2 separate regions of the Homo sapiens genome follow, and region 1 is linked to region 2. A link is a contact called in ENCODE Hi-C or POLR2A ChIA-PET data. All regions are on one chromosome and are shown on one strand. The core of a region is the stretch at or near the end of the contact, and the rest is flanking DNA. Distances in the headings are between cores, read along the strand shown. Region 1 overlaps CAMTA1 (calmodulin binding transcription activator 1). Region 2 overlaps CAMTA1 (calmodulin binding transcription activator 1).

What was found. Hi-C counts contacts between places; a loop is a spot of excess contacts on that map. ChIA-PET counts read pairs that join two places held with the same protein, here RNA polymerase II (POLR2A). Pooled maps may share reads with other maps.
Region 1: a map of HCT116 shows a loop between it and region 2 (3-fold over the local background). The contact joins two enhancer-like sites. A Hi-C loop is called at or near these places in 1 of 168 maps with a recorded cell type or tissue (HCT116) and 2 of 50 pooled maps. POLR2A ChIA-PET finds 5 or more read pairs at or near these places in 4 of 52 experiments (A673, AG04449, AG04450 and 1 more).

The regions. Positions count from the first base shown.
Region 1 is chr1:7,297,571-7,300,409 of GRCh38, forward strand. The region is part of intron 5 of CAMTA1 (calmodulin binding transcription activator 1); the gene reads left to right. Among named protein-coding and RNA genes, the nearest start is that of CAMTA1-IT1, 65 kb to the right of the region's middle. Within about 2 kb of position 1,586, at least 14 of the 41 ENCODE cell types and tissues checked have a DNase peak (open chromatin) inside an H3K27ac peak, as active enhancers do; they include HCT116, where a contact is called at or near this core.
Region 2 is chr1:7,264,378-7,267,432 of GRCh38, forward strand. All of the region lies in intron 5 of CAMTA1 (calmodulin binding transcription activator 1), which reads left to right. Among named protein-coding and RNA genes, the nearest start is that of CAMTA1-IT1, 98 kb to the right of the region's middle. Within about 2 kb of position 1,499, at least 9 of the 41 ENCODE cell types and tissues checked have a DNase peak (open chromatin) inside an H3K27ac peak, as active enhancers do; they include HCT116, where a contact is called at or near this core.

The DNA of each region.
Region 1 (2,839 bases), core at 336-2,835, 33 kb after region 2:
GCCCTCAACCAAGTACTCACAGGGTACCTCCAGGCAGACTTCTAGGGCCTACTTTCTGCACAAGATTCTTCTCTCCAGAGCCCAGACCTGTAAGTTCTAGCTGCTTTAGCAGCCCCAAACTCTTGATTTTTGCCTTCTCCTATAATCTAGGCTGCTGTGCCCCATCGTCCTGCATAATGGGCCAAAAGGCTGGGCAAACATGGGGCTTATCTTGTGTGTTTTTTTTCTGGCAGAACCACAGTCCTGAACTGCCTGTTGTACAATCCCTACAAAGAGTAGCCTCAGATATTTTTGTCTAGTTTCATGATTGTTTACAGCAGGAGGGCAAATCCAATCCTAGTCACTTCATTGTGGCAGGAATCAATATCTATTTGGTTTAATGTTTACCATTCCTTCCCATTCCCTATACCAGCTCATCACCCTTGTCAGCGGCAGTTCTATATATGTTTGTAGTCCTTTCAGTTGAAATAAAATTGAGTCAAACAATTTATAATCTGAAATGAACAAAGACCATGTAAATTCTTTTCAGTTGCCTTTTTAGGCTGGTATCTGTCTGTAGAGGACTCCCAGGGAAGGATTCTCAAGGAAGACTCAATGGGAAGCCTTTGGATGGCAAGCTACAGGGCTGAGTACGAGGGTGGCCTTCCTGTGCGGGGTGTAGGATTAGCATCAGAGAAACAAATCAGGAATCCCTGGGTATAACAGTAGGGGCTGCATTGTCATTTTAGCCTTCTCCAGAGATGCATGATCCACCCCCCACCCCGCAGGTCTTTTCCTCTCTATGAAAGTCACTGACAAGTTCCTGTGGATCCCCTGGGGTCCCCAGGAATGTATTTCTACTCTGAGGGCCAGTGAGTATCTTTTTCTTGGCCATGAGCCATGAATAGAAACGGGACCCTTAATACTGCCTGACCTGCCACATGCAGCCCTCTCTTCTGGGACTGTCTACACAAGTACATTTCCACCATCTACAGGGGCGGAATTCCGGTCATTTGCTACAGGGGAAATTCTAGATTTTTGTTTCTAAAGGGCCCCAGGTTACCAAGGTCTCTTGTATATTAGAATTTTACCACTTCTCTCTGGGGGAATTAGGTATTTATCAATACATTTTGTAATATATATTTACCAAATTGTTTATCCAGCAAACTTTTATTAAGCAAATGCCAGGCATTGTGTTAGGTTCTGAAGCTCTCCCAGTTCCTTATCCAGGGCCCCAGGAACGCACTCAGGGACCATTTCAGACACGTGGGTGAGTCAGTCCCTAATGGGCTCAGAAGAGAATCACCAAAATGTTTAAGACAGAACAGTCCCGAGCAGCCAACATTTCACCCTTCCTTCCTCTCTCTTCCCTTGCCGACCAGACCCAAGGGTTTTGGACTCAACTGTTTCCTTTTGTAGCAATGAGCTAAGGAGGCTATTTGCTTTGACTAAGGGGCCAAGATGATGAAGTCAGATGTCCTGAGTTTGCATCTTGCCTCTCCACTGACTTGCTGTGTGACCTTAAGCAAGTACCTTCCCCTCTCTAGGTCTGCTTCCTGAAAATTCAAAGTCTCTGAAAATTCTGTTTTAAAATATGTGCTGGAGGTGGGGAGACCTGATTCCCTGCCTAGTGCTTCCTTCGTTTTCATGGATTCTTTATTAAGCAGATATTACTTCTTCATAATAAAATCGTATATGAAACAATGACTTGATTTCTTTATATGAAACATACTTTGTACATCTAAAAATGTTGTTGAAATCATCTGAGCCTCTGAGCAAGAGCTTCGCCTTTGACTCTGAAGCCAGTGCTGTCAGCAGTTTCTCCCCCTTAATGTAATGCTGTATGTGACTCAATATGAACTAAGCAGGGGGTGGGAGGTACAGACCACCCCAGTAATCCAGGCTTTCTCTGGAATTCTCCCACTTGTTTATAGTCTGGGCAATTTGCCTCCTGCTGCTGCATGACTCAGACTCGGAGAGCTTCCAACCTCGCAATGAGCCAGCGGCTCCCCGGAGTCAGACGCTGGCCCTTGTGTCTCAGGCTCCTGGAACCTTCCGATTAAGCCTCCACTTCCATCTCCTCCCTGGCCACATTCAGGCAGCAATGCCCCAACCCCACACAGAGACACACGCCCAATCAGTGCCCTGTACAAGCAGGGACTGTGGGTGAGAGGGTACAAGGAGGTGTTCCAACCCCTCACTGAGACAGGATTTCTAGCCCCTCTCTTTGGTTTGTGTCATTTTGCTTTGAAATGTAAGTTGACTTCTGATCAGGGCAGATCTCAGTTTTATAGGACCTTGTGTAAGAATAAGCAATACAAAATAAGGAACACAAAATGAGACCTAGAGTCTTAGAAGGGGCCCGTGCAACCAGAGGTGCCCCGAAAGCTTAAGTGTCATTGACTTCCTAGCAACCCTGACTGTGGTCTGATTCCTTTAAGATCCAGAACAACTGCTCCCTGTACCTTAAGTAATTATCATTTAGAATAAAGTCAGAAAATTGCTTGCTGTCTGTTTATTTTAGAATCAAGCAGCTTCTGTATAATTTGAATTTGAGATAGCATTCTTAAAAAAAAATTCCCTTCGCAATAAAGCACCAGATTGAATGTCCGATGAGTCACAAATGCCCTTCTGAAAACAGCTGCATTAGAGGGACTCACTCAGAAAACATGATTTTCCTTCCTCCAAGGGTCTCCCCTAGACCCTGGCACAGAATCACCCTGGTCCCCACTCTGGTCCTCCCTTCCAGGCTCATTCCTGGTGCAGCAGATCACTTCCACATTTACTGCATCACATCCAGCATCAATGTTTTTAACTCCATGAATTGTTTAGAAAATTGTATAGAGGCCAGGCGCAGTGG
Region 2 (3,055 bases), core at 249-2,748:
AAGCCATGCCTGTGATACCTGGCACATGCAGTTTCCTTCTGGCGCAGGAGTTGTGGTCAAGGACCTTGGTCAGACTCTTGTCTTTTAAAAAGATCATCCCTGCTTTCATGTGTGCAAAAGGAAAGCCACGTGTGTAGAGCACTCGGTGATTCTGTGTTTTGTATTCAAAACCACAAACACTAATAAGAAAACAATAGGAGAAACCTGTTAGGTATAATATCCAATTATAATTATTTTTACTCCAAAAAGCACATCAAATAAATAATGCAGTTTATGTTACTTCTAGAAAATGCGGCAGCGTTAGTTAATTTACATAAATTATACAACTCATTATCTTTGTTTATAAAAAGACTTAGCAATATTTTGGCTTATGGATCTGAAAGGGGAAAAAATATCGCAGACTTCAGTTCAGTGTAATTTTCCTTTCCTGCACGGCCACCTTTTTATTTATTTACAGAAAGAGCATCTGTTTGACAGATCCCCTTAGGAGTACTGCCCTTTCCTTTTGATGAATAGAATGCCTTAAGTTTGACTTTTGTTTATAAAAAGCCAAATAAATACAAGTGAATTAATCCAAGCAGCAAGAGAATGCTCTGAGTAGCAGTCGCGGCTTCCTTGGCTGACACCAGGGCCTGCAGGGGTGGGGAGGGAGCCTCAGGGGCCAGGGAGCCGGGTTTTTCTGGCCTCGTGCTTGTCTTTTCTGCTGCAGAACTTCTCAGGCAGCCTCGAGTTAGATGTGCCAGTGCCACCCACTCAGGGTCAGCTCCTGAGCAGGTGAACTGTTCCTGCGCTGTCCCAGCCAGCAGCCATGAGCCACATGTGGTGGTGAGTCCTGGAAATGTGGCTCATCCAAGTGCCATGAGTGTGAGACCCACACAGCTTTTCAAAGACCTAGCATGAAAAGAAGCCACTTTTTATTATTTTAGCTTTTTAATTTTTTTTTTTATTTGAGACAGAGTCTCATCTCACTCTGTCTCCGAGGTTAGAATGTAGTAGCACTATCTCAGCTCACTGCAACCTCTGCTTCCCGGGTTCAAGTGATTCTCCTGCCTCAGCCTCTTAAGTAACTGGGATTACAGGCACCTGCCACTATGCCTGGCTAATTTTTGTATTTTTAGTAAAGACAGGGTTTCGCCATGTTGGCCAGGCTGGTCTCGAACTCCTGACCTCAAGTGATCTGCCCACCTTGGCCTCCTAAAGTGCTGGGATTACAGGTGTGAGCCACTGCACCTGGCCAAAAAGAAGCCACTTTAAATAACCCATTAATATTTTTGTGGATTACATGTTGAAATAATAGATAAAATATATTATTAAAATTCATTTTTCCTGTTTCCATTTTACTTCTCTACTGTTGCTACTAGCAAAGTTTAAACATGGCTTTATTATATTTCCACTGGACAGCCCTGGGCCTGCCCTAGACTAACAGAGAGGCTGGAGACCTAGATTACTCTTAATCACACCCATTACCAAGACTCTGATTCTTCCACTGGTCCTGCGTCAGGCTCTGACTCATAATGAGAAACAGGATACGGCTCAGTGACAAGGGTAGGGCTTGTTTGATGGTTTGCTTGGAGACTTGAAAGGCACCTGGGAGAACAACATAGTGTAAGAAAGTGGAGCTCTCTTCCCTTGACAGTACTTGGCTGTTGCTTCTAGCTTAAATATTAAAGTCTCTGCTGGTGGATGGAGGAGCCCAGCTCCCAGGTTGTTTCAAAGTGGAAACTGGTGAAGCCTAAATTTGCCTTCATTGCTTATGCAGATCCAGTAGATTGGCAAGAGAACAAGCCTGCCCCGAGGCAGGTCTGCAGAGCGGGGGCGTGCTTGGCAGAGGAGGGAACAAGGAACATGGTTCAGTTGCGGCCAGACCTAGGCCTGGCCATGTGCCAGGGTGCCTGGACTTTGGACACCGGTGTGTTCAGAGTGTGATCTGATACTAGCAGGACTTCTGGCTGGGAGCGCCACTGTGGGTCCACCACAGGGACGGCCTGGGACCCCAGAGCCCTTTCCCTCATAAGACTTGGGAGTTAGAGACAAAGGGATGTCTGCCATTTATCAGTTGATGGTTAATAATTTAATTCTTCCCTGCATCCATTTATTGAAGAAACATAAGTCCACGATGTGCCACACTTTGCTAGGCACTGGGGATACAGTAATGCACAAAACAGATAGGTTCTTCACCCTCTCGAAGCTCCCAACTTGTGGGAGCGGGGAAGAAACAGACAGGACAGAGGAGTGCAAGAAGTCCCTTAGGAGCCCTGAGAGAAGGACTAGAGGACAGTGTGCAATGCATATGCCTAGATGACAAGTAGTGGCCAGGCACTGGCCCTTGGTGACGGAGGAGGCAGGAACATTTGGCCTGTGACTAAGGGAGGAAAGGCCATTGCTGCAAAGAGCTGGGCAGGGCTTTCTTGGGGACAGGACAGTGGATGCCCTAAGGCTGGAAGGACCTTGGTTGCTCTACTGCCAGAAAGGGATCTGTGGGCCTGGAGAGCAGTGGACAAGGAGGGGGCGCGGTGGAGGGGCCAGGACCCAGGTGGCACAGCAGGATCAGCTGTGGTATAGATCTTGGATTCTGTTCTAAGTGTCATGAGAAGCCACTGATGGGATCGTAGCAGGGGTCTGGAAGGCAGTGGGGGAGGTTCTGGACAGGTAACTTTGCTTTATGCTGAGTGATGCTGGATATGTCCCTTAGACCCTCTGGCTGTTGGCTTCTTCATCTATGGAGTGGAAAGGCTAAGAGAGTGGAAGAGAGGTGGGCCAGAATGTTCTCCGAGGTTCCTTCCTATTTAAAAGTGCCATGATTTGGAGAGATCCCAGTTTTTTTCCCTTCTTGGAGTAGAGTTACCTTTATGGCTTCTGGGATGGATTTTAGATGGCTTCACAGTGCCAGCATTTCTGTGAAGTCATCAATTCATATCCATGAGTTCTTTGGCTTCATAAGATAAAAGAAGACAGAATGCACAGGACTGTGTTGGAATTGCCATGGAGTGCCTAGGTTTTCACTCAGCAGTTCCATGGTGAGACCTGTGCATTGGTAAAGTTTTAGGAGCTTTCT